Linked DNA regions of Mus musculus: regions 2, 3 and 4 are each linked to region 1. The links are chromatin loops, found by intact Hi-C in ENCODE. Cell type or tissue: heart. All regions are shown on one strand. Region 1 overlaps Tpm1 (tropomyosin 1, alpha). Region 2 holds the start of Lactb (lactamase, beta). Region 3 holds the start of Aph1b (aph1 homolog B, gamma secretase subunit). Region 4 holds the start of Rps27l (ribosomal protein S27-like).

Evidence for each region. Peaks named below come from ENCODE experiments on the same cell type or tissue, not always from the same donor. Only the 100,000 strongest peaks of a DNase experiment are listed, where the experiment ranks them.
Region 2: a loop joins it to region 1, with 5 times the contacts of the local background. A loop is called at or near these places in 4 of 42 quality-filtered maps.
Region 3: it touches region 1 in a loop (2.4-fold over the local background); 4 of 42 quality-filtered maps call a loop at or near these places.
Region 4: a loop joins it to region 1, with 2.7 times the contacts of the local background. A loop is called at or near these places in 2 of 42 quality-filtered maps.

What each region holds. Positions count from the first base shown.
Region 1 is chr9:67,042,494-67,044,993 of GRCm38, forward strand. All of the region lies in intron 2 of Tpm1 (tropomyosin 1, alpha), which reads right to left. Among named protein-coding and RNA genes, the nearest start is that of Tpm1, 5.5 kb to the right of the region's middle. RefSeq lists an enhancer at 1-1,028. In heart, a CTCF peak has its summit at 1,535; DNase peaks (open chromatin) are centred at 998 and 1,418; H3K4me3 peaks cover 2,500 bases; H3K27ac peaks cover 2,432 bases.
Region 2 is chr9:66,973,560-66,976,059 of GRCm38, forward strand. It overlaps Lactb (lactamase, beta), which reads right to left and starts at 1,925. Exons shown (of 6, transcript NM_030717.1): 1 at 1,482-1,925; 2 at 1,159-1,225. The coding sequence starts at 1,832. In heart, a CTCF peak has its summit at 1,258; DNase peaks (open chromatin) are centred at 1,372 and 1,892; H3K4me3 peaks cover 1,679 bases; H3K27ac peaks cover 1,548 bases.
Region 3 is chr9:66,794,512-66,797,011 of GRCm38, forward strand. It overlaps Aph1b (aph1 homolog B, gamma secretase subunit), which reads right to left and starts at 912. Exons shown (of 6, transcript NM_177583.4): 1 at 742-912. The coding sequence starts at 854. In heart, a CTCF peak has its summit at 1,387; a DNase peak (open chromatin) is centred at 1,130; H3K4me3 peaks cover 2,014 bases; H3K27ac peaks cover 1,840 bases.
Region 4 is chr9:66,944,783-66,947,282 of GRCm38, forward strand. Rps27l (ribosomal protein S27-like) reads left to right here and starts at 1,304. Exons shown (of 4, transcript NM_026467.5): 1 at 1,304-1,398; 2 at 2,049-2,157. The coding sequence starts at 1,393. In heart, a CTCF peak has its summit at 1,224; a DNase peak (open chromatin) is centred at 1,249; H3K4me3 peaks cover 2,067 bases; H3K27ac peaks cover 1,643 bases.

The DNA.
Region 1 (2,500 bases):
CCCAGTCTCTGCATCCTGTTCTTAGTTCACTGGTTCATAGCAGTTAGCCAGGCACGGATCAGAATTAATCTATCACCAGCCACCTTGAGGCCTTTATAGTGGGTCTTTTGCTGACTAGTCCTCTCAAGCGAATATTAAAAGTTATTTTTTGCCCATTGGTTTTAAAAATATCTTTATCTGCATTTTTTATCTTAAACTTCCTCTAGTTGGGTCTTCCTCTTAGGAAGACTTTCTTGGTTCTCTATATTTTATACAAAACATGTTAGGGAGTTTCTGTAAGACACCATACAACCATTCCAAACACTTAGCCAGAAGGAATGACTCAATTCAGCGTAGTCCTGTGCATATTAAGCACAGCTGGACACCATATTATTATTTTTTGTCATAAAGTTTCCAAGGTGTTTGAATACCTTGATTTTAACACATACACTCAAGACTAACAAATATCTAATATTCCTTTGAAACTCTGTTTCTGTTTGCTCGATACATTTGCCTTTTGAAGAAAGGAGCTAGGTGCTATGTTCAACGGGGGGGGGGGGGGGGTGTTAGCCAGCAAAAGGTATACTCAGTAGCAGTCGACATCTGGCCAACTTTTGTCAAAACTCGTTAGAAAGGGATATCTATTGTAGAGCGAGGGATATCTACTTGGGAGATGGGAGGGCTAAAAAAACCTAAGACTATAAGGGCTATGAGAGTTAGCTCTTCCCTCAGAACCTGGTCCTGTCAAGGTCTTTAACCTCCATAGAGAAACAGCTTCTAGGAAACACAGGATCAACAGAGACAAAAGTCCAGTATCCCAAGGCCCCGAAGTCCCAGTGCTTCTCCCCAGGGACTGGTCTTTAAAAGGAGGGCTCCTCCTTCCAACCCCAGTGTGAGTTAATAAATGGCAGCAGCGCAAAGTGCGCATCCCGGGGACCCATTTCATGGTCGCCCCAAAACCTCCTCATCGGCTCTCTTGCTCCCCCCCGGAGGTTTTACTCTATATCAAGGAGCTATCCCGGCAGGGCTGAGTAGTCGGGTGCCAGCTGGCCTAGGTGCGCCAGGTGCGGCGTGGGGGCCTCGGGGTGATGGGTGGGTCCCTTACGGTTTCCCGCAGCTTCCGCTCCTGGTCCAGCTCGCGCTGCAGGCTGCCCGCACGCTCCTCCGCGGCATCCGCCTGCTCCTGCAGGCTCCGGATCTTTCTCCGCACCGCCTCCAGCGAGCTGCTACCCGCCATGGCGAGGCGGTGGCTGAGGCTGTGCTCTGCCTCCGCGCTCTGCAGCTGCTACTGCTGCTGCCGCTACCGAGCCCAGGTCCGGTTCGTCCCGCCCAGGCCGGCTTTGTAACGCCGGCGCCCCCTGCGGCTAAGAAGCAGGCCGGAAGTCACGGCTCCTGGGCCGCACAGAGAGAGCCGCGGGCGGGTGCGCGAGCGCAGGGGACAGGCGCGGCGGGCAGGCGGGCGGGGCCCGGTGGACCCCGGGAACTAGCTGCCCATGGAACCACTGCGCGTGCGCGCGGGGATGGCTGGCTCTAGGCTGCTTTGCCTAGAGCGAGGCCACCGCAGGAGGGCGTTTGCATCCACTCCGCTGAGCCTGGGCCAAGTAGAAGATCTGGATGCTAAAGCCTATTGCGACTCCTGCTGGCCATTTGGAGCGCTCCGAAATCCCGATTCTCCTGAAGCTGAGTAAGGGTAGAAACCTAGACTTTGAACGTACCCTAAACGCTGTAAAGAACAGCATCATTCCTAATGCTAAAGGCATTGACAACTCCTGGATGCTCGGAGCACTCTGTAATCCCGATTTACCAGAGTCTGAACAGGTAACTTGGAGCCTGAAATATGAATATCCTAAAGATCCGTGTAAAGAACAACAGAACACAAGATTCTGACTAAAAGAACTCCAGAATCCAAACTATTTCACCAAGTGTAAATTACTAGCTGGCAAAGCGTAGTGGTTAGATCTCCTGTTCTAAATACAGCTTTTTTAAGGTTTGAATCTGGCTCTTAAGTCTCTGCTGGCTGTGTGCCTTTGGACAAATGACTTCTCAGGGCTTTATCTCTTAAAAAAACGAGTATAATAGTACAGGGCTCTTCACAGGGCTGTTGACAATTATCAGATGATATAAAACATTTAACAATGCCTTACATATTTAAGGACTCAAACTATATAATTAAGCACACATGCACTACCATAAGAGTTTGTCTGGACCCCATAACGAACTGTGCAACCTCAGGCAATTCAGCCTGATATCTGGAATCTGAGGAACCGGTCTGTACGACCACAGGAACCTGTGACAGAGCCTCTGGTTACCAGATGGAAAGCCACATGGACACACTCTGTTAAGAACCCATCTCTGCCATCCCTACTTGCAAATGTTTTTAAAAGCTTGTCAAGTCTCCGGGATTTTTATCCTGCACCTTTGTCAAAGAATCAATCCTAGCCTTGTTTAAATGTGTGGGAGTGGAGAATGAAAACGAAGGTAGAAAAAGAAAAGAAAAAAAAAAAAAACCAAAACCAAACCA
Region 2 (2,500 bases), 69 kb before region 1:
AAACAAAACAAAACAAAACAAACAAACAAGCAAGCAAATAAATAAATAAATAAAACCCAAGTAATGAACTGGAGCAATTTGTTCATAATGGAGAAGTTATGAATATAAGAAGTCATAATCAAAGAAATGGTACTTTGATGCACTTACCATAAAAAGAATAGAAATGGTTCTCTCTGGCTGGAGAGATGGCTCAGCAGTTAAGAGCACTGGCTACTTGCTCTTCGTGAGGCCCTGAGTTCAATTCCCAGCAACCACATGATGGCTCACAACCATCTGTAATGGGATCTGGCACCCTCTTCTGGTGTGTCTGAAGACAGTTATGGTGTACTCATATAAATGAAATAAATAAATCTTTTTTCTTTTTTTTTTAAATGGCTCTCTCAAAGCTTCTAACCTTGGAGAGGGATGGATGCCAGGGTCTCTACATGCTCAGGCTGGCCTCACACACATCATGTGACCTTAAGCTTCTGATCCTCCAGCTTCTACGTCCTGAGGAATGGGATCATGGGTCCATACCACTTTGATTTATGTGGTGCAAGGGATTATACCCAGAACTTGTACCCAAAAGCAAGCACCAACTGAGCTCCATCCCAAACCACTTCAAGCTTGTCGTTAAAAACAAAACAGGTAACACTCTGTCTAGTAAATGTAATAATAAACTGTAAATCATTAAGGACCAGGGATATCATGTATTCTTAATACTTGGTATAGTGCCTTTTACAGAAGTGGGGAATAAAAAAATTACAGAATGAAAGAATAAAAATATGCAGAAACTGACATTTTAGTTACTAATAAGGGTTATCTAATATGTAATAGTGGTAATTTAATGGATTGTTCTACATTCCATTTTCAGACCAATTCTTAAGAGTAAACTGGGAGAAGAAACAGCATTTTGAACACATCCACGTACTTGAGTCACACAATTTAATTATTTACTTTATTTTGCCCTCACACATGGAGGCTAAGCAAGTGAGCTTCCACTGAGCTATACTCCTAGCCCAGTTAGTTACATTTTAAACTTTCCAGTGATAAATAAAACAGCCTGATTATTCTAGGGATACATTGTCTCTACAAATGTGCCACTTTTTGCAACTCCAACCTGTAAAACATCAGTATTTTATTTTACCAATAACAAAATGGGCTACCTGCTGAACTCACCTTCTGACCAGACTTCTTTTCCATCTACAGAAACTCCAACCACGATGCCGGGGGCACCAACCTCATCCTAAGAGAAAAGAAAGACCCTGGTGGTTCAAAAGTAGACTGACTCCGCCCACTCTGCGGTCCCGCCCACCAGGAGGGCAATGGTTCTGCTCCGATTGCCCTGGCCGTCGGAGTGCACAGGACTCTAAAGGGGAAGGGGCGGGCCCCTCCGCGACCGGTGACCTCAGCTGCTACTTGAGCAGCCCTAAGAGCGTCAGCCCGCGGCCAGGCAGTCAGAAAAACGGAAGCCGCCGCCCTGACGCCCACTGGGCCCGCACCTTGATCCGGTGTAGCAGATCGCGGCTGCTCTCGATGGCTCTGGAGAAGCCCCTGGCTGCTGGCGGCGCAGGCGTGTGCGGGCTCCCCGGGCTCAGGGCCTGCTCGTGCGATAACTCGGTAGTGCCGGACGCCTCGGGGTCCGCGGGGGACTGAATGGGGACGGCGCCCCGCAGCCCGACCACCAGCTTCGCGCCGAGAGCCAGCCCCAGCCCGAGCCCCAGGCCGCCGGCCCAACCAAGGCCCAGCACAGGCAGGCCCGGTCGCCTGTGCGCCCCGCGCCGCCCTCCGTCCCAGGCTGGGCCTGCGGTGGCCGCAGCCCGAGCTGTCACGCTTGACAGGAGCCGGTACATGTTGCCTCCGCAGAGCCGGCTGCCTCCTAGCTTGCTCCGGCTTGGCCCGCGGCGGGCGGGACGAGGGGGCGGGGCTGAGGCGGGGCTTTACAGTACCTCTCAGTCAAGGCCGGGTGGGTGAGCGACGAGCGCATCGAGCGCCTGGTCCTCGTCTCCTTTCTAGCCTTCTGGCTACTAATCCTCTTTGGTTCCACCCCTCCTTTTCTTGCTTTCTTTTCCCTCCCTCTTTTTCATATCTTTCTTCCTTCTTTTATCTTCTCCTTTTCCTCTCTCTTCTCTCCCTTTAGCTCTAACCTCCCTCTCTTGTTTTCTTTTTCTCTCGCATCCCACATTCCTCCCTCTATCCTCTTTTCTCTTTCCCTCTCTTTATTTCTGATTCTCTCCTCTTTCTCCTTCCCACTTTAGTTTCTACCTGTCCCTCAAGCCTCTCTTTTCCTTTTCTCCTCCTCATCTCTCTCCTTTTCCATGCTTCTTCTCTCTCACAACACACATGATATCCTTAGACAAGTCTCCTGTCACAGCAACACCCTCTTGCCACCTTATGCCTATGTTAACAACACTCGCCCCTTTGTTTGACTGAGATGCACAGTGGTTAAAACACTTGCCATGCAAACACAAGGACTGGAATTCAAATCCCCAGTATCCGGGTGAAAATGCCCAGTGGGCAT
Region 3 (2,500 bases), 250 kb before region 1:
TTTTCCTAAGAGATGCTTTGTGTGCTATAGAAATATACAACCAGTGACAGTTGCAAATTTCATATCCTCAAAATTCACCAGAAAATATAAGTTTAATGGTTAGATATTGTCAAGTGTCTTTTTCTAAAAGAAAATGAATACCTAACGCCTGCATTAATATAATGGAAAGTTCAGAAGCTGCAAACTTCGGGCAGGTGCAGCGAGACCAAGACCACGTTCACCAGCAGAGTTCCGGTATTTACCAAGCTCCCAGGAGGACATGCCGCCTGGTCAGTTGTTACTGTGTTTTCTCGAACTTTCCTCCTTGACTGCACCCAAACCATTACCCAGGAGTCTACAAAGAAAATCTGAGCCTGAATAGTCTGCACAGACATTCTGAGTCCGAGGATTGATGTGAGGGTGGGGGGCAGGGAATAAACATCTGATCTCCAGGTGACTTTAATGGCAGAGAGTAGTGATAACGACTCTTCGATGCTGCTCAGCACTGAGGGAAATGAGAGATTCCTACAGAAAGACAAAGGCTTCATGCAGGAATCTATCTGCTTGTTCCCACACTCAGCCAACAGAAGCCAAGGGGCGCCTGCTTAGCCTACGGGCCTGCTCTTCTCAGACCCTCCCAGGAACAGTTCCAGCCCTGGACCGCACCACAAGCTGGAGCCCCTGGGAGATGGGGATCCCGGGGTCGTGGGAACCCAGGAGAGGGAGGGAACCCGCGGCGTCCGGGACACAGCGCAGCCTCACCCGGCGATGAGGAAGATGACTCGCAAAGGGTCGGTGGCGATGGTGAAGACATAAAGAGCGAGCGCGGGCCCGAAGGCGATGAAGGCGCAACCAAAGAACACCGCAGCCGTCATGACGACCTCGGGAGCCAGTCGCGGGGGCCCGAGGGCCCTGCAGTGCCCAATGGACAGCGGGTCCTGGATACGGGGCGGGGCTGGGTGGCGAGGCTCCGGTGCTCCGTCAGAGCAGTGGACGAGGCGGAGCCCGTGAGGCGGGGTCTGGAGATGCCGAGGGCGGGACGGGGCTCGAGAGGCGGAGCCTTCGGTGCCCTAGTCAAAGAGGCAACAGGAGGGAGCTTCGGGAGGCCAGGCCTGGAAGAGTTCCATAGCCTATCAGAGTGGACGGCAGAGCGAGGGTTGGCATGCAGGACCTCGAGGTCCTCTAGTCACACGGGACAAGGCAGGGTTCGGGAGTTGGGGCCTGAGCTGCTCCTTGGCCTGTAAAAGCGGGTTGCTGGGCGGAGCTCGGCAGGGGACTCGAGGTGCTCCGAGGGCAGAGGAGGGGCGTGGCTTCGGAGCACAGATCCTGTCAGAACAGGGAACGGAGGTCGGAAGGCGGAGAGCCTGGAGGAGTCCCACGCCCAGTCAAACCGGAGCCAGGTCGGAGCCTGGGAGGCGGGGCTTTGAGTCGCTCCCAGACCTGTCAGCGCCTGCAGAGCGAGCTCAGAGCGCCGCCCTACTCCAGCCAGAGCAAGCTCAGAGTGCCGCCCTACTCCAGCCAAAGCGAGCCGAAGTTCTGGAGACCTGGTAATGTAGTGGGCGGGGCTCCGAGGTGTTATAAGTGTAGTCAGAGTCAGCCGCTCCAGACATTAGGCCTAGGGTTTGTCCCTGCTCAGTTACTGATGGAGTTTTGTTCATCACCTTGAGCCCCACTGTTCCTAGGCTTAGCTTTTATACCTGGATTACATGCTGATGGAGAAAGAATATAGAGGTGAAAGCTGTAATACTTGACATATATATTACAAAACCTGATGCATAGAGAAATGCCAGAATCCATGTAAAAAACACATAGAATTCTTCCCACCCAGAGAGCAGCCTTTCCCGGTCACATATCAGTAGGGCTATGAAGGGTTATGCCAGATGAAGAGGTTTCTGGTCATCACAAACCAGAGAAAATTCCAGAGCAACCAGCAGAATCTTCATCTTCCTAGTTCTTGTCTTCCCTCATCTCCAGAAGTTAGAAGTGGGTCAGTTGTTAGAAATAAACTGACTTGACTTCACTCTTTAATTAGGTTCACTCTAATAAGGTTCTTTTAGCCCGATGAGTGGAAAACTAATTATTGTTCTTTAAGAGACCTTGGTGAAATGTTTACGGTCCTAGGTGTTAGGGATAGTGTGTTTGATCTTGTGTCATTTATGAGTGGGTTTGCTTTTAAATGAAGCTTAGGTTGAACTGGATGAACCTAGTACATAGACGGGCAGAGTCCACATGCAGCATTGCTAGGACAACAACATTTTTCTATTCTCCTATGCCTTGTTCCTATCTACTTATTAACACCAAGTATGCTGAAGTTACTTTTATTAATATAATATTTTCAATAATTTGAACATATATACAATGTATTTTGGTCATATTTATCCTCTTTCCAGATTCACCTCCATCCCCTACCTGCTCCCAACTTCATGTGTTCTTTTTTTTCTCTTAAATTACACACTGAGTCTGAGTCTAATTTGTATTGCTCATGTACGTCTGGCTGTAGGGACATCCATTAGAGTGTGGT
Region 4 (2,500 bases), 98 kb before region 1:
TAACTGTACTCGTCAAGTAACCACAGACCATGGACATTGAGACATTGGAACTTCTAGGACCATTATTTTCCCCGTACACACATAATAATTTACATAGTTATCTATATCACCATATTTAGTATTGACTTACAGTTTATTCATTTTTGGTGTTCCAGAGATGGCCCCATATGGCTGAAGATGATCTTGAATTTCCAACCCTCCTGCCTAAACCCCAAGTGCTGGATTATAATAAGTGTGCCCCATACCCCTAGATGTATCCAGTGCTGGAAATCAAACTCGGGGTTTCTTACTTACTGGGTGAGCACTCCTCCATGAGGGAATGCGGTGTTTTAATTTTCTTCTGCTTTATGCAAATTGAGTATTATACATCTTTTTTTTTTCCCCAAATTGGTAGGACAGTCTTAGGGTCAAGCTTATAAATGGTGTATGTGTGTGTGTTTAAGCCAGGGGGTCAATATCAGGTTTCTTTCTTAGGTGCCACCTACCACGTTTTCTGAGACAGAGGCATATCAAACACAGCAGCAAATGGGATTTGTTTAAAAAACTATTTCAGAGCAAAGCAAACCGGAGGTGAAGCCTATCCGGTGCAGAACTTCAAGTCTCACTCCTTAGAAGGCACAGACACAAGACTAGAAGTTTGTTTCACAACCCGTCAGTGGGATCTTTCTAGTTAAAAATTATTTATTTAGTGGTGTTAGGGATTTAACCTAAGGCTTCATGAAGGCAAGGCAAGCATGCTATTAGCTGAGCTACACCTCCAACCCCAAAATCAGATTTTTAAATTTAATTATGAGTGTGTGTGTGCGCGCGCGCGCATAGGGAGTGCAGTGCCATAGAGATCAGAAAAGACCTGCAGATCTCCCTGGAGTTGAGTTTGAGGCAGTTTCGAACCGCCCAGCTCGGTTCTGAAAACCAAACCCAGATCGTCTGCGGGAGCAGTACACAGTCTTAACCAACACACACTCTTAAGCGCTGAGCCAGCCCCCTCCCAGGCTCGCCTATGGTGTTTGTAATACAGCGAAGAACAAAGATTATTGTTCCGTGTGTCCCCCTGTCCGCTGCCCCGCACAATGAACAGGGGAGACCAGGCTAGTTGCAGCCTCGGGTCTGGTTTCCCTCTAATGCCTAATGCCCGGGCCTCCGAAGCCCGGCCTGGGTGCAGGGCGGAGTCGGAGTTTAACGCAGAAGCCATTTAAATGTCCCTCATTGGACTTGGCCCGGCGGTCAGGGCGGGAGCCGTACCACTGAGACGGGAGCCTAGAGCGGTCGCCCCCGCCTCCACTCCTCTCCACTCCTCCCCGCCGCCTCTATCCCGGAAGTTGCTGAGGGGCGCTCGAAAGCGAGCAGTTCGTCTCGGCGACCTGGAGCGGCCGCGCTTGCGGAGCCGTCACCATGCCCGTAAGTTTTTGACTTTGGGCTCGGGCTTGCTTTCCTTCAGGCTTTCTGTTAGTCTGGCGCCTCGGCAGGCGGCTAAGCCCGCGGCGTCTCTTGCTCCTGCGGGCCGAGGCATGGCGGGCTTGTTGAGACTTGTCCGGGCGACACGGCGCGGCATGGCGTGGCGGGCCCTGTCCGGGCTCGCGTGAGTGGCCAGCCCGTGGGGTGCAGCTCCCAGCTCACCATGGGCTTCAGGGTCACTAACGGGCCTCGCAGCTTCCGACACGTTCACTCCACCCCGGGCGAGCATGCCGCAGCCCTGTGCTGGCCATTGGATGTGGAGCCCCGGGGCTGAGGTCATCCCGGCCTTGTTCTGATCTGCTGCGCTGCGGCTTCGGGGAGGCCCGAGCCAGACGCTGGTTTTTACTTAGCTTTGATGGCTACCCAGCCAAACGACAAAGGGGTTCTCTCTCCCATATGCTGCCCGAGCGCTGTAAAGTGCCAGGAAAGGACTGGCAACGTGTGGGTGAAAGTGGTCCTATCTTGAAAAGTTAGGGTCTTAAGTACCCCCTCTGCGGAGTGTGCCTGTTGCTCCTGCTTTGCGTTCCTCGTGTGATTCGGGCTGCCACCCGTGTACTGTGACTCCAGTAGTAACAATATGTTTCCTTCCACAGCTGGCTAGAGATCTGTTACACCCTTCCTTGGAGGAGGAGAAGAAAAAACATAAGAAGAAACGGCTGGTTCAGAGCCCAAATTCTTACTTCATGGATGTGAAATGTCCAGGTATAAAATTTCAAATTTCCCTGTCCTAAAGGACGTTTCAGGAAAGATTCACACTTTAATAAGTCAGGATCCACTGTTGACTAGAAATGACATTACAGAATTGTCATAAGGGTCATTTTAAAGAAACATACTCAAACCTTTGTAGAAACATATGGGAGCCAGGTAAAGGATACGTTGACTTAAGTCTTTAACTTAAGATGATCATTAAGATGATGAATTTTCTTTTTTGCAATGCAAATAAAATATATGTTGATTCTTCATTCTCAAACTGCTGTCTGATGTGTTTGCTATACCATATGTGTCTGTTTAGTACTTAACATGTGGAAATGGAAACAGAATTTAA